Regions from separate parts of the Homo sapiens genome. Here region 1 is linked to region 2. A link is a loop called in an ENCODE intact Hi-C map of the cell type or tissue named here. Cell type or tissue: ascending aorta. All regions are shown on one strand. Links, peaks and the distances in the headings refer to the core of each region. The heading gives the core; the rest is flanking DNA. Region 1 overlaps SLIT3 (slit guidance ligand 3). Region 2 overlaps SLIT3 (slit guidance ligand 3).

What was found. A loop is a pair of places that touch in the nucleus more often than their neighbours do. Peaks named below come from ENCODE experiments on the same cell type or tissue, not always from the same donor. Only the 100,000 strongest peaks of a DNase experiment are listed, where the experiment ranks them.
Region 1: it touches region 2 in a loop (3.0-fold over the local background); 9 of 110 quality-filtered maps call a loop at or near these places.

Annotation. Positions count from the first base shown.
Region 1 is chr5:168,998,646-169,009,455 of GRCh38, reverse strand. The region is part of intron 4 of SLIT3 (slit guidance ligand 3); the gene reads left to right. Among named protein-coding and RNA genes, the nearest start is that of SLIT3-AS1, 9.2 kb to the left of the region's middle. RefSeq lists an enhancer at 1,627-2,826. In ascending aorta, for the core only: a CTCF peak has its summit at 5,135; a DNase peak (open chromatin) is centred at 5,120; H3K27ac peaks cover 1,169 bases.
Region 2 is chr5:169,192,520-169,203,329 of GRCh38, reverse strand. SLIT3 (slit guidance ligand 3) reads left to right here. Exons shown (of 36, transcript NM_003062.4): 4 at 9,780-9,851. Among named protein-coding and RNA genes, the nearest start is that of MIR585, 66 kb to the left of the region's middle. In ascending aorta, for the core only: a CTCF peak has its summit at 5,782; no DNase peak of the experiment used is centred there; H3K4me3 peaks cover 558 bases; H3K27ac peaks cover 2,875 bases.

The DNA of each region.
Region 1 (10,810 bases), core at 1,221-9,220, 190 kb after region 2:
GACTACACAGCGTGCTTGCTTTTCGGCGAGGAGGGAAGAGCCTGTTTGCAAACAGACTCCTACATGTGACATTTGGCATCATTTCTCACTAATGACATCTTTCTGAGAGCCTTGCAGAGATTGTCTGCTGACTCACCCAAGTTACGGTCACCCAGAGACACAGCTATGTGGGATCTGAGAAGCGAATTAGCAGGTTGTTGGTCTCTAAAGGTGCAGGGGAGGACATGGATGTAGAAGGGGAGTTTCAAGAGGAGGAAAACCATCTTCTAGTTTAATAGCTTTCAAGGACCATGTGCACTTGCTTTGTGCTCTAAGATAATTGCTTCCTCCTAATTAACCTTTCCTGGTTTCTCTTTTAAAAAAAAATTGTAATTTTGGCTCATATTGAAATGTTACCTTGGGTGCAGAGAGGTCAAGCTGCCTTGGTTCAAATCCCAGCCCGACCAGCTGTGTGACCTCACACAAATTACTTAATCTCTGAACTCCAGTTTCTTCATCAGTTCAATGCAAATAATGACAGCACATAAATACATTCATCATGAGGTAGTTGGAGGGGTTATGTGAGAAAATGTGCTCAAGTGTTTGCTGCAGTACCTGGAAAATAGTAAGGGCTTAGTGAATGTTTGCTATTATTGCTTTCAGAATAGTTTATCTGTGAGGCAAAGGAAGGGCAGGAATACTTTCCATTTGAAAAAGAGGATGCAAGGCAGGAGGATCACTGGAGTCCAGAAGTTTGAGATCAGCCTGGGCAACATACGGAGACCCTGTCTCTATTTTTATTAAAAAGTTAAAAAAAAACAACAACAGCAGCAGCAACAACAAAACAGATGGTGAGACACAGAGAGACCGTGTGGCTCATCCAGACTCACAAGGGAAGTCAGTAGCTGAGCCGGGAGCCCCTCTTTCTCAATAGAAAGGTGGAGCTAGCCGGGACTGCAGGTCTTATCTCGTCTGGGCCCACCTGCCCAAGAGGTCTGTGGATTTCTCTGGCTCCTTCCTGATGCCAGCTCTAGCTATTGCTATGGCCTCTTCTCCAAACCCCTGTGCTTCTCTTCATGGCTAGGGAAGTCAGGCCCGTCATGGCTAGGGAAGTCAGGCCCTTGTCTTGGAGCCTCCTCCCAGCCTTGCAGCTTCATGGCCACAGATTATGTGGTGACCCAAAGATGACTGCCCACAGGAATCATTTGCTTTTTTTCATGAGTCTAGAGATCCCTTTTCTATGAGACCCAATGTTTTCTCTAACTCACATCCTCCCAGAGATGATTTCTTTTCATTGCAAAGAATTGATCTTATTTTTGCCTTTAATCTTCATCTTTCCTTGTGTGAACTTTACCCAAGAGAAGAATAAAATTATCATTAGTTCACCAAGAGCCACATAGAGCTGGGAGTCTATCTTACATCATGGCAGAACAATGGCCCTCTGCCTGGTAATACCAAAAGAAAGTGTCCGGTTCTCCAGGGATGGGGCTCCACAAAGCTCAGGACCAGACCTCCAGGCAGGCTGGCTGCTTTGCAAGGAGATCTCTGTTTGGTGTCCTATAAGGCAACAGGGAAAAGGAAAATTCACAGGGAAGATTAATGTCTAAATTAATATCTAGCGATAACTTTTTTGGCCCTGAGTGCTTCAGCAAGAGAAGTCATGGGGAGCCCAATTTCAAAAGGCAAAAGGTGTGTATGTGTGTACCTGCATTATAACTGCATTAGTTAAAGGCCATCTTTAGTTCTGATTACTCTCGGGAAGAAACGCTATTAAGAGGGGCTTTCTACTTGGAGAAAGTGAAGATAGTTAAAACTCTAGCAGAGCAAGTCAGTGTATATTCAGTGAAGCAGACAGGCTGCAGTGTATGTAGGCAAACACATGCAGACTATACACCCAAAATACACACTTAACACACACATAGGTATGTGTCATGCAAACTACTTACCTATCCAGAGATTCCTAGACACTTTCAACCTAATCTTATTTTAACATCTATTCGTTTTGGATCAAAAAGCACGTAGAATAAGGTTGGGTCCAAAGGGACTGCCTGATGTTCCACCCCTTCATCCTTGGTGATCAGGGCAGAGCCCCTGGAATTGTCAATGAGTCATGATGACAGACTAGGAAAACATCCAAGATACTGAGACTTGGCAGTATACAGGTTGTATTAGTCTGTTTTCACACTGCTTTAAAGACATACCTGAGACTGGGTCATTTATAAAGGAAAAAAATTTATTTGAGTCACAGTTTCACATGGCTGAGGAGGCCTCAGGAAACTTACAATCATAGCAGAAGGGGAAGCAGGGACCTTCTTCACAAGGTGGCAGGAGAGAGAAGAGCAGGGGAAACTGCCCTATAAAACCATCAGCTTTTGTGAGAACTCACTCACTATCACGAGAACAGCATGGGGTAAACCGCCCCCATGATCCAGTCACCTCCCACCAGGTCCCTCCCTTGACCCCTGGGGATTACAATTTGAAATGAGACTTGGGTGGGGACACGGATCCTAACCACATTACAGGTTGCAGTTGGGGGGTGGGGTGGGCAGGGCTGCGTGATGAGAGTAGCCTGGCTTACCAAGTGCCCAGGGCATGCCTCAGGCACCATGTATGTGTATCCAGACACTCTGCAAAAAGGCCAAGGGGCTCGACTCTCATGTCCAGCAACAGGAACGGTTGGGTGGGAGGCACTCAGGCTTCCTGGTAAAGCAGTCTCTCATTTAGGGAACTTTGGGGAGGAAAAGACAAATGGAGGTGAAGAATTAACTTTTCTTTCTTTGAATTTTCAAATCCTGTTTCTAATAGTAAACACTAGGTTGTTGTCAGCTCTTTGTGCTTGGAGAGTTGTGTGTGTGTGTGTGTGTGTGTGTGAGAGAGAGAGAGAGAGAGAGAGAGAGAAGAGGGGGAAAGAGAGAGAAAATCTTTAAATTTTAATTGGTCTGCAATGGAAGATTTAACTGTTTAAAAAACAAAACCCTCTTGGTCCCAGACCACAACTTGTGTGTAATGTGGGAGGCTGGGGAATAGTGAAGAAAGAGGGAAGGGAGGGGTAGATTCCTCATGGCTCCACAGGGAGTCGTGTTGTTAAGGGATGAAGGAACCAGCCATATGGACAGTAGAATACAATCCAGATCTGCCAACTCTCTCATTGTCGCATCTCTTAGGTGAAGAAGCTAATTTTTTGCTTTTTGTATTATCCTATAAATAAAATAGATGATTAGAGAAGAGAATGCTTTAAGGTTTACCATATACCCAAATTCAGAGGATGGCCAGGCTGGTTGGTAGTTACGCTGCAAGGCCCTGAATTACAGTAAGACAGCAGTGGCCTTGGGGACCAGGCATTACCACTTGGTAGGATGATTTTTTTCTTGTCTGTGTCCCCTTTCACTTAGATTATGAGGCCTTGCAAGGCTGGAACTGGGCCTGCCTTGTCCACCACAAGGACAAGGGCCTAGCACAGTGCCTGGCACTGAGGAATTGCCTGTTGAAGATTCGACAGCAAATACCTGTTGAATTTTCTATGGGCATTTTGGGGAAAGTATAAACTTGAAGTTCCTATGGCCCTGCTGACTTCTATGCACTGCTGTTTGTTTGCAACACCAACCTTGAGCAATAACATAGGTTGCCTTTGAAGCCTTTTGCGCTGCGTTTCCCCCAGAGCTCCAAAGGCGCAGAGTGCCAAAGGCACAAGTACTCACCAGCAAGGCAAGTATGATGTCTGCCCTGCTTGCTGCTGTACCTGAAACTCTAGTATAAAGTGTCTGGAACATAGTAAATATTTGTCGAATGAATGAATATTACAGCTGTGTCCTTTGCTATATCCTGATTATGTAGCTGAAAGATGAAAGTAGGGATATACATACTGGTAATATCATGAGTGTCATTTGCAAATCCTTTCCAAATGGTGTTAAACTGAGTTGAATGTATTGTCTCCATTCTCATTCAACCTTGGCCCAGGTCATCAGGGAAGATGCTGGTGGTGTTGCTGATGATCATAGCAACCACACTGGTTATAATGTTTACCGTTCACCTTGCCATGGGCCAGGAACTCTCCTATACATGTTACATGCATCATCTCTCAAGTGTTTGTAGCCACTCCATAATGCGGACGTTAGATTCTCTGTTTTACAAAAACTGAAGCTCAGAGGCTGTTGTAGTCAGCTCAGGCTACTGTCACAGAATATAGGCCTACCTGGGGGATATTATGGGTTCCATTTCAGACCACTGCAAACAAAGTGAGTATCGCAATAAAGTGAATTACACAAATTTTTTAGTTTCCCAGTTCATATAAAAGTTATGCTTACACTGTTCCATAGTCTATTTTGTAACAGCATTATGTTTTAAAAACAATCTGCATAACTTAATAAAAAATACTTTATTGCTTAAAAATACGGACACAGAAACACGAAGTATTCCTGCTGTTGGAAAACATGACACCAATAGACTTGCTTGATGCAGGTTGCCACAAACCCTCAATTTGTAAAAAAGAAGAAAGCTCAATAAAACAACGTGCGCCTGTACCATAAACTGGGTGGCCTAGACAGCAGACACTTATTTTTCACAGTTCTGGAGACTAGGAGGTTCAAGGTCAGGGTGCCAGCATGATCAGATTCTGGGGAGGGCCTTCTTCCTGGCATGCAGCTGCCTTCTAGCTGTATCGTCACATGGCCTAGAGAAAACAAGCTCTCTGGACCCTTCCTATAAGGGAATTCATCCATCATGAAGATTCCATCTTCATGACCTCATCTATACCTAATTCCTTCCCAAAGGCTCCACCTCCAAATACCATCGTCTTGGTGGTTAGGCTTTCAAACATGAATTTTAGTTGGACACAGACATGCAGTTCATAGCAGAGGGGTTACCTGTAGTCCCAAAGCTACGTAGCTAGGGAGACGCAGAGGCAGAATTTTCACTCAGGTCTGTTGAGCTGAGTCCAAAGCCCCTTCTCTCCTCTCTGCATCACGCTGAGCAGTATCATACTCAGCGCTTGGAGGAAGGCCCAGAGGGCTCAGTAAAAGCAGCTGAAGAAAAACAAATTGGAGGGAGTTTATTATGGTTGATCTTAAAAGCCTTGTAATGACCTTATTTTCTCCAGAGGACATTCTGAAAGCCAGTGATTTACCCTGGCAGCCCAGCTGGGGGAAGATGTCCAGGCAGCCAGTTCCCCCTACCTGTGCCTCTGGGCATGGCAGAACCGAACCCAGCAGGGACTCCCGAAGGAGCCATTCCCATCCACTTTTATTTCTCTGAGATGCACAGAATATCAGCCCTTCGGGTTTCGTGTTGTTCTGTTTTTTGGTGTGTGTGTTTTTTTTTTCCCAAAACAGTCGTGGGCTTCTAGCCAAAAGTCCTTTCAATTAATGGACTAGGAACAGCACCCATGAAGAAAATTAAAAACAGATAAGAAAAGAAGGGCCTTCATGCGCAGAGTAGAGGAAGGGAATAATTCTTGGATTATGCTGATGATTTACCAATGTTTTCCTAACGTGAGAATCAGTCAGCAGGGGCCTGGGTTTTTTATGGAAGAGGAACCTCTTCCAGACAGCTCACTCCACAACAGGCCTGATAAATCCCCACATCCCCACTTCCAGCGAGAACGCTGCCCCCTCCAGAGCCACCATGTCAAAGCCTGTTTAGCTGTTCCTTACTTATCAGCCACAACCCCAACATTAGTTCATGCTTGGAATATGAAGCCATTTCATATTTATTCTTGTTATATCTGGCAAGAAGCCTTAAGGAAAAAAAGAGAGTCCCCTGTTGGTGCTGTTCAGCTCTTATATCTTTATAGTCTCCCAAATTGATTTGACAGGGCAATTGCAGGCCATGGGTGAGACGAAACTCTTCTCTCAGAAAAGTCTGGGAGACTAGGCACAAATACACAGCCCACTCCTTCAGCTTCTGCCCTGAGCCTGTGTTCACGTCTGTGTTCACATCTGTGTTCACGGCCACTCTGGCCCCTGCAGACCAATGCCATAGAGTTTCCTCGTGTCAATTTTCTGGTAGGAGCCTCTGAAAAGAACTAGGGTATCGGAGGAGACGTTAGCAATGGAATTCACCACAGGACATTCTAGAAGCTGAGCAGGGTCAGACTCCCACAGAGGGTACTGCAGACACTCAGTAGGACTTCAAGGCCACATGAGCTTTGGGAAGATGTACTGAGTGCCCTGGTCTGCCCAGAAGCTAGGGCCCATATTCTGCAAGCCTCAGATGGGTCAAAAGAGTTTTAATCCAAGGAATAGTGACAACTTGAAATGATATGCAAAGTTTGTTTGTGCGTGCTCAGACACACTGAGTATTCTAGGAAAAAAGGACTAGATTTTACTGCATACATATGTAGATACATACTGGTAATATCATGAGTGCCATTTGCAAATCCTTTCTAATGGATTTAGTAGGTAAACAAAGGAATCTATGACCCCAGTAAGCTTAAGAACCTGTGAGCGAAGGCAGCCTTCCCCCAAAGAATAAGTGCCCCACTGGTAGTTTGAGATGATTTTAAGTAAGATTCAGACAAACTTCTTCTTTTACTAGGCATATACTTGTTTTCATACAGTTAAAACCTATATGTAACTAATATACCAAGTTTGTAATTTCACAGACATTGCAGATCAAGGTGAGGATAAAACAGATGTTTAAATAAGAGTCATTAATGGATAAGGTAAAACAAGTAAACAGTAGTACAAGTTTTGTGCCTCTATGGCAAAATTAGCTAATAGTGAGAAGAGACTGCTAAAGTTAGGGAAATACTTTGATCAAGGAAGAAAAACACGGAAAAATGTAGTCCTCATCCCCTCTTGTCCCAAATACTGAGATGTTTCTACATTAGAGCCCCTGTTTCTAGTCTCTTCCACTGGTTGCCTGCACACCATTGCCATTCCCATACTCACTCACTCCACGTGACTTTCCTGCTCTAGACTACACAATGGCTCCCTGTGGCCATCACATTCTGTCCACACTCTCTAACTGGGTTTGCAAGTCCATCCTCCCACCTGATGTCATCTCCACTATTTCCTAGTTCTGAAACTCTTCACTTCCCAGACCATTCTTTTCATTGTCTGCTCCAAATCTCCCCATCTGCCCCATCTGTACTCATTGATGCCCCATTGCTTTTTCTTTTTTTCTTTTTTTTTTTTTTTTTTTTTTTTTTTTTTTTTGAGACAGAGTCTCGTTCTGTTGCTCAGGCTGGAGTGCAGTGGAGTGCATCCTGGCTCACTGCAACCTCCACCTCCCAGTTCAAGTGATTCTTCTGCCTTAGCCTCCCTAGTAGCCGGAAGTACAAGCACACACCACCATGCCTGATTAATTTTTAATTTATTTTTATTTTTAGTAGAAATGGGGTTTCACCATGTTCACCAGGCTGTTCCCGAACTCCTGACCTCAGGTGATCTGCCTGCCTCGGCCTCTCAAAGTGCTGTGATTACAGGAGTGAACCACCACACCAGCCACATTGCTTTTTCCTATAATTACCTTCATACCCCCATGCTCCCTATTCCTCTTTTGAGTCCCCTCCTCTCCCTACTCTAAAAACCTACCGTTTGCAGTTCCCACCAATGTCTCCCTTCTCTGGAGTACTGCTGCCCTGCAATTCTGTATGTCAAGGGGAAAAAAAAAGGAGGGAGACTTTGGTTAATTACCACTTCACTTGGCACCAGGAAGGGTAGGCTAAGAGAGGAGCTATAGCCAGGAGTCTAAAACTTTTCTTTTGGCTTGTTTAAATTGTTGACAAAAATGGGATTAGTTTGAGATTAATCACTGAAAAACAAGGGAGATAAACTCCTGGGTTCCAGAGATATTAATTCCTTGGTTCTCATCCCAGCTTAGGTTATCAAAACCAAGAATTGTTCATTTTTCACAGTTTATGAGGTTTATCTTTGGCCTGTCATGAGATGCTGACAGAAAAATGAAATTGGTCTGTTTCTAGTCTATTTCACTTTCTCATTCCCACTCTCATAACAAGTCAAAATGTTCCATTGTAACACTTAAGGAGGGAAAAAAAAGACGTGACCCGCCTATGTGCCTGTACTTCTTGTCATTATTTGGTGTTTTTTTATTCTAAATATTTTTATTGTTCAAGCCGAACTCAAAAGATAGGTGCCTCTCCCTTCATTTCAAGCAGAAAGTGAATTTTAAGTACTTAGTAGGAAAAGTTGATGGCAAATTAATATGTGGGGGTGGTTTGAGAACTTTTCATTTTTCTCAGGATAAGGCAGACAAGACAGGTTCAAAATACGGACAGTGGCGATGAGCTGGAAGTGAGAAGTTTCCTCAGAAAGGGCTGAAAGGGTTGGCTGAGAATTTTTTTTCATTTCATCCTCATCAGATGCTCATTTATAAAAATAGCAAAGCACTTGGATAAATGTGAAAGTGGTTTGAAATGTGAAAAGTACTATGGATTTGCAGAAAGCATCTTTTTCCCATTGAATGGGATTATTTATGTCCCTCTGTCATATCACAACTTTCCTAACAAATAAGATGACAAAGTAATAAACTTCTTCCAGGGGAGCCATTCAGTGCAGAATTCACTAAGAAAGCTTTCCGACGCAACTCAAATAACCGCTTGGCAGGAAAAGTTATTTGAGAGAGATTTTAGAACTGAAAACCCCAAAAAAGAACATCTAGTATAAATTAAATAATGCTTCAAGAATAGGTTGTCGGGTCAGTTGTAATTGAATAGCCAGCCCATCAGTATTTATCAGATGCTTACTGTATGCTCAGAGCTCTAATAACTGTCAGCCGTGTATCTTTCTTTCTGTTGCTGTTTGTGTGAAGGTAATTTCTGACCATTCTTCAGTGAGTTTGATACTGACCAGATCTATCACGTTCAACTCTGTATCATATTATTAACGTCATGCTCTGACTTCTAACACCCTTAAGTTTTTGTTATGAGTTCTTATGTAAAATTTTTGTTTTACATAAGATTATTGTTTTTAGGTTATTGAACACTTTCTGTGAGTTTTTTATTGTTCTTCTCTTTGAGTAATTCTTCATTGTAGGCTTAAGCGTTGATGCAACTGAACTTTCCATTTCAGAAAAGATTACGTTAATATCCTTTACAAATCTTTTTTTTTTTTTTTTTTTTTTTTTGAGATGGAGTTTTGCTTTTGTCACCCAGGCTGGAGTGCAGTGGTGTGATCTCAGCTCACTGCAACCTCTGCCTCCCAGGTTCAAGCGATTCTCCTGCCTCAGCCTTTCGAGTAGCTGGGACTGCAGGCACACACCACCATGCCCAGCTAATTTTTGTATTTTTAGTAGAAACGAGGTTTCACCATGTTGGCCAGAATGGTTTAGATCTCTTGATCTCATGATGCGCCTGCCTCAGCCTCCCAAAGTGCTGGGATTACAGCCACCGCACCCGGCCATAACTTCTTAATAATGATCGCAGCATTTGTTGAGCACTGATTTTTTGTCGTCAATAATGATCGCAGTATTTGTTGAGCACTGATTTTAGCAAGTGATAGGCATTACTTTACTTCTGCTATTTCCTAAGAAGGATGGGGATACCCAGACCCCAAGTGGAAAAAATCATGAAGGGTCTTTGGGTCATCTCCCTACTCCAAGCCATGAGCCACAAGGCCATCGAGCTCAAGAGGAATGACTGAGCAGTCCAGCAGGTCCACTTTTGCATGGGTCTTCCCGTGCAAAAGCTCCCAGGTGGGCGTCCACTCTGTACCTGCAGCCCCAGGGCCGGCCCTCCATGGTGAAGCCAGGGCTGCCTTTGTGAGTCCCGTGGCTGCATATCCTCTGTCCACATTCCTCGGCTTTGACAGTGTGAGGCAGGGACTTGGGCTGTGTGCCTCCTCTGCAGACCTTCACCCTCTCACCCTATAGGGACACTGTCCAAAGTTTGTGGGAGGCAGCACTAGGAAGCCAATGTGAGTGGGGACCAGATCCCTGAGTCCTTCAGAGGAGTTCATCAGCAATGGAGCCCATGTTCTGGTCTCCATCTGCCTGCTTCACATGGGTCTGGAATTGGAAGGGGATGGGGATATGATTAGTTATCACTCAGCACCCCAAAATACCCACACAAGGCTCTATGTAGCTGTGCTGTTTTATTTGATCCAACAACCTTATGGGATGGGGGTAATTATTACTGTTTATCCAATCAGAAAACCAAATTAAGAGAGGTAAAGCCAGCAGCACAAGATGAACTGCTGCAGATCCATGCCTGCAGATCTGGGATTGAAACCTGACTGTATCCCACTCCAGAGCCAGAGGTCTTGAACCCATTACCAGAGGCTCTCATACTTGGAAGTTCATTCATTACCTCCTAAAGGGTGACTCACCTGTAATCCCAGCGCTTTGGGTGGTAGAGGCAGGAAGATACCTTGAGCCCAGGAATTCGACACCAGCCTGGGCAATGTAGTGAGACTCTGTCTCTAAAAAAACAAATTTAAAAATAGCTGGGCATGCTGGTGCACACCTGTAATCCCAGCTACTTGGGAGGCTGAGGTGGGATAATCACTTGAGTCTGGGAGGTTGAGGCTGCAGTGAACCATGATCACTCCACTGCACTCCAGCCTGGGCAAAAGAGCGAGATCCTGTCTCAAAACACACACACACACACACACACACACACACACACAGATTTCTGGGTCCCCTCCCAGAATTTCTGATTCAGTGGGACTGGGGTAGGGCCCAAGAATTCATATTTCTAACACATTCCTAGGTGACAGTGATGCTGCTGGTCTGGGGACCACACTTTGAGGACACATCTTTTCACCCTGTTCAATGGCCTTTTGTTTTGTTTTGTTTTGTTTTGTTTTGTTTTGTTTTGAAATGGAGTCTTGCTCTGTCGCCCAGGCTGGAGTGCAATGGTGCGATCTCGGCTCAC
Region 2 (10,810 bases), core at 1,320-9,319:
TATGTGCTTTCTTCCACCCTAGATATGTTTTCTTGGAGTCTGAGCCCTAGTGTACTAATATATACCCTTGTACAATCTTCTGGGGCTCCCCAGAGACCCATGCCCTTGACTTTAGTCCTAGATAAAGCAACCTATTGGCTACGGCCTCTGGGGTTCCCCTGCATTGTTCTGGGCAAAATTTACTTAGGCCTGTGAGTCAGCCATCCTGGAACTAGAGGACTCACAGTGCCTTTTGGCCCATTCTCTGCAGAACCAGTGATTTTCCACCTCTGTGTAGACAGGACTCTTGTCCATCTTCTCCCTCACCCCCTTCGTTTCTCCTGAAATCAAGATCTTCTGGATGCAGGGGCATTTGTGGGCATCAGGGGCATATGGGAGTAGCCAGGGCAGGGGTCAGAGGCAAGGCAGGCTCAGGCCATTATGTACTCTACATTTCCCTAACAGCCATGTCATTGGAGAAAAAGTAATCCAATGTGAGGTACAGGAAAGGTCAAAAGAGATTGTTTGGTATGTGTGTGTTGCGGGCAGGGGTGGGGTGGGGGGGCTTTGTGCTTGTTTTCTTTTCATACTTGAGTCCTGAGCTGGATCTCAGTAGGATGTGATCCTGACCAAGCTCCCAGAGTTCTCTATAACCACATAAATAGGGCAAGGATTTCCTGAGACTCTCATAGCCTTCTTCTGAAACCAGAGAGGCATGGCCGGCAAATATTCCTTGTTTCTATCCTCCCTGCTGGGATTATTGGGCATCCTTCTGTCAACCAAGGCTCCAAAAAGTTAGAGAAGCAGAATGGCAAGGGGGTTAAAATCACAGGTTTTAGTGTCCAAGAGACCTCTGTTCAAGCCTTAAGTTTGGGCTGTGTGGTTTTGGAAAAGCTACATAACCTTGCTGTGCCTCAGTTTCCTTATCTTAATGACTGTAACAGTGTCTGCTTCAAGAGTTTCTTTAAGGACGAAGTGAGATAATACAGATAAAACACCTAACACAACACTTAGCTCATAGTAGTAAGTGCCCTATGTGAACATAAAAAAGGAAGGAAGGATGGATAGATGGACAAGGACAGAGATTTTTATTTTATTTTATTTTATTTATTTATTTTTGAAATAGGCTCTTGTTCTGTTGCATAGGCTGGAGTGCAGTGGGATGATCTTGGCTCACTGCAACCTCCACCTCCCAAGCTTAAGCAATCCTCCCACCCAGCCTCCTGAGTAGCTGTGACTATAGGTGTGTGGCACCATGCTCAGCTAATTCTTTGGATTTTTTGTAGAGATGAGGTTTCACTATATTTCCCAGGCTGCTCTCAAACTTCTGGACTCAAGCAATCCTCCTGCTTTGGCCTCCCAAAGTGCCAGGACTGTAGGCATGAGACACTGCACCTGGCTGACAAAGAGATCTGTGCTGTTTTGATGCTTAAGGCATACTGGTGGTTAAGATAGTCCTCAACAAAATATCCAAGTGTTCCTGTAGATTTCCCAGCTTCCTTTGCAGCTAGGTTTGTGCCATGTGACTAGTTCTGGCCAATCATGTGAGAAGTGGTATGAGTCACTGCTGGGTCAAGGGAGTTAAGAGCTGATGTACTTCCTCCTTCCTTCTCTTCCCCTGGCACAGCAGCCTTGGAGGCCACATGTTCTCTAAGGTATCATACCATATGGAACAAACCCTTTATGTGAGTGTGGAATAAGTGTTTATTGTGTTAACCCACTGAGATTTTGGAGTTCATTTGTTATTGCCTTGCTGACTGATATAGTCATCTATGAAGGAGAAATAAATCTCCTGAATTTCCAACCTCTTGGGACATCTAGGGACAATTATACTGATAATAACAGTAGCTGTAACAGCTACCACTTATTGAGCCCTTGAGAAACATTGCAAAGCCCTTTACAGATGTTAAACCATTCAGCCCTCTCAGATATCCCATGAGGTACATGTTTTGCTATTACATAATAATTGTGTTCCTAAAATAATCTTTAGGTTATTTTTTAAAAGGGTTCTTGCAAACATCTTCAGTGAGGGTAAAAAAAACTGCTTAGGGATCAGAATTTTAAAGTATGACCACAAACTTCTTTCTCCTATAGAAATGTCAAAAATAAAGGGGTTTTTAATTGCTATTAGGACTTTCAGAACTTACAAACTAAAAAATAACTGATTTCAAAACTGATGTAAGCCAGCCTAAATGTCATTGATCAAATACTGAATACCATGGAAGACAAATCTCAGGTCAACTTGCAGCTAAGCCATCAAAATAAATTGTGGGTTGGTCCACACTTACTATAAGGAAGCTCCATTATATCTCAATGAAGCTGCTTGTCCCTCCAAAAAAGGGAAGCCTCAAAGGCAAAGAATAGCATCATTCAACTAAAATGGCCCTGGGTATTGAGTCTGTAAGCCATTAGACTTTCCTGCCCCACATATGGGGACCATTCCTGATCATGACACTGGTATAAACCAACAACCATCACAAATTAGCTTCCTTGCTGAATTGCTCAGATTACATCCAGTTTGCATTATGAAAATTTGCATAGCAGGAAAAAAAAAGCCTGAATTGGCTGTTAGACAGGTGAGGAAACCAAGGAAGTAAGAGGCCTTCAGTGACTACAGTAAACAACTAGTGGGAACAGCCCCAGATCAAGGATCTCTACTCTTTTGACTCTCCAGAGTTCAAGTTTTTTGCCCCCGATTTATAGTGACATCTGTACATCTTCATAGTTGATGATGTCATCTCTGAACTGATGTTTGAGGCCTGTGAAGTTTGGTTCTGCCCTTGCCCGGAGTCTGTAGTCATCATCCCTGGCGCTTGCTGGCCTGGAGCAGCAGCTGGCAGGAAGCATTGTCCCTCTCCCTCTCTCCATTGGGGGTGACTTGGAGCTTTTGCACTAGATAACAAAGCTGCTTGGGTTCTTGTTGTTGAGACATGTGAGTGTTTCTGAAAGTACCAGTAGACGGAGAAAGAATTCAGGCTGCCTAAGAAGCTGCCTGGGGAAGGGGAAACAATTGAGTTCATTACTAAAGCAAGCAGTCCTGGTGACCTGTAGGGGTTAGCACACTTTGACTTTCTTCCTCCCTCGGGCCTGATTGGGCAGCTGACAGCCCACAGCTCCCTGAGGAAAGGAGGGGATTTGATGTGCAGTGGGCCATGCCCAGGCCCTAGTGGCCCCTCACCCCTTCCCTTTCCTGAGGGAGGGGAAGTAGTGACCCCTTCGCCCTGCTCACCTTGCTTGTCAGTGAGGTTGATACCTCTGAAAGCTGAGTCTCTAAGAAGTTTCTGAATGATGAAGACAGACTCAGGTAGGCAGGCCCTCTGGGAGCCCTGTTTACCCTCACACAGTGTGACTTCCCGGATCAGCAGGGCTATTGATTCATCAGGCTCCCCTAGCTGGCCTTTCCTACCTTTTGATTTATTCATGAAATTCAGCAGGCCCTTCTGGAAGGTTCTTTGTGTGCCTGATGCTGTGTTGGCTACTGTTGGGACGCAAAGGACTTTTTAGTTGTATTTCCCACCCTTAGTCCTTGAAACTTAGATGATAAGACAGTTTATAATGAAGGGCTAAATTAAGAATTCTCACTACACATAGTAGGTAAGAGCACAGGCTTAGCAGCAGGCACCTGGGTTCAAGTCCCACCAACTATCACGTTGGTCAAGCTTGACTTTGGGCAAGTTCTTAACCTTCTTAGGCCAGTATTTCCTAAATATAGGGATGCTAAGAGCACTGGCCTCCAAACGTTTCCATGGAGATTAAATGAGGTAGTGCATGTAAAGTGCTCAGTACAATGCCTGGCTCATGGTTTTAGTATTATTACTAACTACTGCTATTAGCTGTCAAAACATATTTGAGAGATTTCAGCATTGCAGAAATCCTGAATCTAAACACACCACCTTCCGCACAGTGTTCCTCCCTTCTCTATTCCTCTCATTAGGGATTGGTAATTTGACTGATCAGTTACCCCACCTGGAGCGACTTTTCATACCCGCACTCCTGTAACTCCCTGAATCCTCACGTACATCCTGTCACAAAACCCAGCCGATTATACCTCACTTCTCTCTCCTACACTTCAGCCACACTGTTATCCTTAACCAGGTCTTCACGCAGAGACCAATCCTCACGTACATCCTGTCACAAAACCCAGCCGATTATACCTCACCTCTCTCTCCTACACTTCAGCTGCACTGTTATCCTTAATTAGGTCTTCATGCAGAGACACTAGTTACCCAAGAACACTTTTAACTGGTTTTCCTGCTTCCGATTTCAACCTCCTCCAAACTGGGCTTACTGCTACTCAGGAGACATGTGTATATGTATGTATGTGTGTGTGTGTGTGTGTGTATTTATATATATATATATAAATATACACACATATGTGTGTGTGTGTGTGTGTGTGTATAGTTTGTTTGTTTGTTTTTTGAGTTGGAGTCTTGCTCTGTTGCCCAGGCTGGCTTGCAGTGGTGTGATCTCAGCTCACCACAACCTCTGCCTCCTGGGTTCAAGTGATTCTCCTGCCTAAGCCTCCCGAGTAGCGGGGATTACAGATGTGCATCCCCATGCCAAGCTAATTTTTATATTTTTAGTAGAGACGGGGTTTCACCATGTTGGCCAGGCTGGTCTCGAGCTCCTGACCTCGTGATCTGCCCACCTTGGCCTCCCAAAGTGCTGGGATTACAGGCATGAGCCACCACGCCCGGCCAGGAGAACTTTTTAAAATTCAAACCAGATTATCACTCCCTTGCTCAAACCCTTTCTCTGGCTCCCTCTTACTATCTGTAAAAAGCCAAACCCAAATTCTTTATTATGGATAAAAAGGCCCTTTGTGGTATGACTGCTGCCTAGTTGTACACCTTCATCACTTGTGTTCGCAGGTCACCTCTGTGTTCTAGCAGTGCAAGCCTGCTTCCCAAATGCTCCTGTCTCCTGGCCCTCCATGGAGTACAGAGCACATACTGCTCTCTCAGTCTAGAAGTCTCCACCTCTGTCTCCTAAAGAGTTCTAGTCATCCTTTAAAACTAAACTCAAAACCATCTTCCTTGGGAAGCCTTCTTTTAACAAGGACTGGGTTAGCTGCTGCTCCATTGTGTTCCCACGACACCTTCGCTTTCAAGAACATGGCAATTTTTTGTTTTCAGGTCTGTCTTCTTCACTAGCATATGACATTTTTAAAAGAAGGGGCTGTATCTTATTCATTTTTGTATGTTCATATTGAAAAACTGGAGAAATGAAAGAATGGATGGATGGGTAAATGGTGGTTGGACGGATGAGTGAATGCTTGGGTAGATGGGTTGGTTGATGCATAGATGGATGGTGGTTGGATGTACAGATAAATGAACAGTTGGATGGATGAATGGTTGAATGGATACATGGATGGGTTCGATGAAGTGGCAAAAACTTCTATTTATATCTTACACCCAGGTACATCTAGAAAGGCCTTTAGTGGTTCCACAAAGACAAGGGCCTATTTCTTAGTGCTTCTCAATTCAGGCTGAAAAGCAGTATGGCTTTGCAACTCAGCAGCCAGTTGGTTTTTTTTTTACCTTTATGCTCCCCATTGTTGCATCAGGAAAGCTGAGGAGTTTTGATCTTAGTGGGAGAGGGAATACCTAGGAAGGCCTTATCCTGTCATTGCCCTGGCCCACATCTCATTTGCTGACTTCCTCAGTTCTGTCCTCATATGAGTTCCATTCAGTCCTGTTCTCCATTCAGTAATCATGGATTTACTTCCAGCTTGAACTATGGCAGGAGATCTCCACCTCTGGACCCAGAGTAACAGAACAGCAGATGGCATGAGTGTACCATGGCCAATAGCCACTGTCTGCACCCGGCACTTACCTGTTTATCAGGAGAACAGCATGTCTCATTCTGTTCATTTTCCTGTTGAGGGGCTGCTTTCACAGAAGCCACATGGGAAGTGTACCTTATGCAGCTTGGAGCCTTCATCATCTTTTCAAGGAAGACTTTCCAGGCCCATATTTACTCAGTAAATATGAGTAAATCCTGGAGTTACCTGGAAATACAGTATCTAGCTCCTTCTGATATTGAGAACCAGCAGGCGACCTGCTCGAGCTTAAGTGGAAAGGTCCCAAGGCTTTTGGGAGCAGAGCCCCACCCATCTGTCCCAGAATCCTCATTCAGGGTTTATGAAGCAGTGGGCAGCACACAATTGGCTAAATTTAGTTATATTTTTATTTTTGTCCAGCCACAAATACCGGCAAAAAACTGAAAATGATTCCTTCCCTTCCAGGAGCCTTGGAGCCAAGCTGGTTTTATTTTTAGCTTCAACTCTGGTTTAGGGTTTTCAGCAAACCGAACACCCTACTCACTGAAGACAGCAGCAAGCTGGGTTTTAGGATTTTTGCCTGGAATGGAGTGTTGGTTCTCTGAATATAACTCTTAAAAGACTTTGTACAGTTGTGACAATAGAGGGTGGTTCCAGACAGACCCACATAGAGACTCAGTTCTTGCCTTAGGGACCTCCAAGAGAGTTCCTTTCCAGGGAAGGCAATGTACACAGGGTGGTTCATTGCCTTGGATGGGTTGGAGGAAGTGGCAACTCTGGATGAAAAGAAACAGAAAAATTAAGAAAGGGAAAGGGAGAGGGAGCTGTTGTTTATTGAAAGGCTTTGAGTAGCATGGTGGTTCAGAACTAGAGCTCTGGAGTCTGACCGACTGGGTGCAAATCCTGCCACTACCACTTCCTGACATTGTGGCCTTGGGGATGGCTTGACCTCCCCAGGCTTCAGGTTCATTCTGTATGAGACAGGATTAATAATGACACCTACCATGAGCACTGCTGCAGTTATGATCCTGCCTGTGTAGCACGTGGCATGGCGTTTGACATGCATGTAGAACTCAATCCATACCATTATCATCACTGTTGTCATGCTCTTATTGCAGTGCTGAACGCTTGCGTAGACACTGTGTCATTTAAGACTCACTGTAACCCATTTTGCAGATCTGAAACTGAGGTCCAAAGGGCTAGATAGCTTGCTTCAGATCCCACAGCAAGAGCACAATATAGCCAGACCTGTGCCCAGCCCCGGTGAATCCCACATACATCACATCAAGCCTTCTCCAGTTCCAACGGCTTCCACCTGTTATCGCTGAGTACATGGGAACTACTCAAAACATAAAAATAGATGTTGCCTCATCCTCCTCTTCCTGGAGTCCCCCTCTTTTTTTTTTTCTACTTTAGTGATGGGAACACACAAAAAGCAGATACTGGCAGTGGTCAAAGAGCACCAGGCAAAATCAGAGACAGACAGTGGAACGGTGATTGCCAGGGGCTGGGAGAAGGAGGGATGGGGAGTTGTTGTTCAACAGGGACAGAATTTCGGTTTTGCAAGATGAAAAAGTTCTGGAGATTAGTTGTTCAATGATGTGAATATACTCAACGCTACTGAACTAACTACACTTTTAGTGTACAGTTTTTTTATTGCTAAGAAGATAAATCTCATGATATGTGATTTTACTGCAATTTTTTAAAAATAAAAAGCACTGGGGTAAGAGTCAGGCTTCCCTCAGCCGGGCACGGTGACTCACTCCTGTAATTCCAGCACTTTGGGAGGCTGAGGTGGGCGGATCACTTGAGGTCAGAAGTTTGAGAACAGTCGGGCCAACATGGTGAAAACCGTCTCTACTAAAAATACAAAAATTAGCCAGGCATGGTGGTGTGTACCTGTAATCTCAGCTACTCGGTAGGCGGAGGTGGGGGAATCACTTGAACCTGGGACATGGAGGTTGCAGCGAGCCGAGATTGCACCATTGCACTCCAGCCTGGGCAACATAGCGAGACTCCGTCTCAAACAAAACAAAACAAGAGTCAGCCCCAGTGGTGGCCAGGGAATTAGAGCTTATCTTATCCAACTTTCCAGCCTTTCCTCCTTGCCTCCTCCTCATCAGGAGTCTCGTGGATGGCTTCCCTGCCCAGTGCTTACCCACTCGCTGCATGGCTGTCAGGCTGAGTAGCACCCTCTTGACAGTGGGCTTATTATATGTGAAGTCTTCAATGCTTCTCTATCACATGCTTTGTCCTGCTTGACCTCCTTCTAGTCGCTCATCCCTCTAAAGTTGTTGTCCATAGACCTAGGAAGAAAGGGGGGAAATGGGAGCAAAATCCCAAATAGGAAATCATGTCTGCTTGGTGGCAGGGGAAGGGGGCCAGGGCTTTGGGGCCAGGAGCTAGGGAGAAGCTCACCTTTTCTATTCCTTAGTTAGCTTTAGCTCTCAGATGGGGATCATATAGTTACATCATGTAATAGGCCATACTCAATTCACTCTAAGTAGAAAAATTCATCCAGGCTATGAACTGCTCTTTGGCTCTGAAAGATTCTGGGGGACTGTGGGGTGTATGCTTTAATCATGGTTTGGGTGGCTTCCTGTTTCCCTTGCTAGGCTGTGTCAACTCACTAGGGCAGAGGGGCATGGGGCTAGCATGCAGCAGGGCGTCTCTCTTGGCCCAGTGCTCCGAAGAAAGCAGCCTTCATGGAGATCATAATGATGGCTCTGTGTCACTTAAAAACTCAGGTAGCCTTTCTGTGGGTGTTTAGCATTGACCATGCTTAAGAGAAACTGGCTCCGTTGGCCAACATCCAATGTGAGCCATCCCTACTGGGCAGATTTTGCCACAAGCCATACCTCATGCCCAGACCTTGGTCCCTGACCCAGGGCCTACTTCTCCACCTCCAGGGATGGTGATAAGGGTCTACAATACTGTTAGGGGCCCATGAAAATGTTTTAATTTCTTCTAATATTGGAAGACAAAAATGAACTTTTGGGTAGAAATGTTATGTAATAATATATTTGCATTTATACCGACATAGTTATAAAATGTAATATTAAAAAAAAATTTGATGTAGAAAGCAGCCCACAAAGGCAAAATTGCCAAGGACCCACAAAACTCACAATGGAATCCTACTCTGGTCCACAGAGCCAAGATGGCCAGAATTCCATTTTGTTCCTCAGTCCAAGGTGATCTGCCATGCCCTCTTCTTTGTTCCTGAAGCAACTACTATCTGCTCCCACAATCACTGTTTAGGATCCTGAATATTTCCTCTGATATTTCATTTAAGGTTTCTTTTTCTTCTTTTTTTTTTTTTTTTTTTTTTTTTTTTTGAGACAGAGTCTTGCTCTGTCGCCAGGCTGGAGTGCAGTGGCACGATCTCAGCTCACTGCAACCTCTGCCTCCTGGGTTCAAGCGATTCTCCTGCCTCAGCCTCCCAAGTAGCTGGGACTACAGGCATGCAGCACGATGCCCAGCTAATTTTTTTGTATTTTTATTAGAAACGGGGTTTCACCATGTTGCCCAATGATGGTCTCGATCTCTTGACCTCATGATCTGCCTGCCTCAGCCTCTCAAAGTACTGGGATTACAGGCGTAAGCCACCGTGCCTGGCCCATTTATGTTTTTAGGTGTGTATTTCACATGCCAGTTTCATCACTCAGTAATAGCTACACGAAGCTCATGGTGAGAAAAGTTCAAAAGTCTTGTCTGGAGTCCATGGGAAGGAATATTGTGATCCATTAGTGATGTCTCTCCAAGACTGATGGAGGTGTGGCAGCACAGCGCATGTGCTGTATTTTTACTTTTGACTGACCTTTGCTTTGCATTCCCAACCTGACTCTAAGCCCCGCCAACAGGGAATATACCTTACATGTGTTGAGCAGCCCATACTGAAAGACGTAGAGAGTCTCTTAATGCCTATTGATTGATTGACTGATTGATTAAAGTGGTATCTGAATACGTTTGATCTGGTTTAATGTCCCCTTGACATCCTTCCATTCTCTTTCCTCTTTAGGCGCCTGAACAAGAATAAGCTGCAAGTCCTTCCAGAATTGCTTTTCCAGAGCACGCCGAAGCTCACCAGACTGTGAGTAGAGTTGCCTTGTGTTCTCTACCTTGTGCCTTGCCTGGCTTGGGTGATGTGGAGGATGTGGTTTGTGGAGCGCCGTGCCGTGTGGAGCTTGGCAGTTAGGCCCTGACATAGAGACTTGGAGCAGGGCTTTGACATGACGTCTACCCCCAACAAACACTTCCAGGCCTGACTTCTTGCTCCTTCTCTCAGACATCAGCGGCTTGCATGACCAGTGAGGACTAGTGATGTGTGGTAGTCCATCGTTGCCTTGCAAGGAGGGAGGCGATGCTTCCATGGATTGTGGGTCTGAACTTACTTCAGGTAAATTCCCTGAGGTGGGGTTTGAGATAGGTTTATTCACACGAGACTGTCAGTGGTCTCAGAAGGCAACGGTTTGGACCGAACATGGCAACCTCATCACCTTGCTGGTTGAAGCAGCTCCTGCCTTTTTCCCACTTCCTAGCGCTGCCAGTCTAGGAACCCTGGGTCTGGGGGTTTATGATTTTGTGGGAAAAGGAAGAAATGTGTTGAATTTTGCTTTATTCTCTTCAGAGATCCAGGGTAAAATGAGGAGAGGGGAGAGTTGGAGATACTTCTATTTATTCAGTGGGAGAATTTGGAAGCCCAGGAGCTGGAGTTGCAGGTGAGGGTGGAGACTGTGATTCATGTATTGTAGATGTCAGGCAAGTGCTAATTAAATTATCGACAGTGAACCTGAAATCATGCTGGCAGTGACTCAGTTCATGGGGTGTACTGAATTGCCTAAGGTACACCTTTCTGAATGAAGCGACACAGTCCTGGATGGCTTTGCAGTCAGGTAGCAAGATTTACAGCCTGGCTGGGAAGGCTTTAACATTGCAGGGAGGCTCCAACGTTGTGGCCACCATTCTCATTCCCAGTGGTTGCATTTAATGCCTACTTGTGCAGCCAAACACTGCATATAGGCTCTGGGATAAATTGGGAAACATGAAACA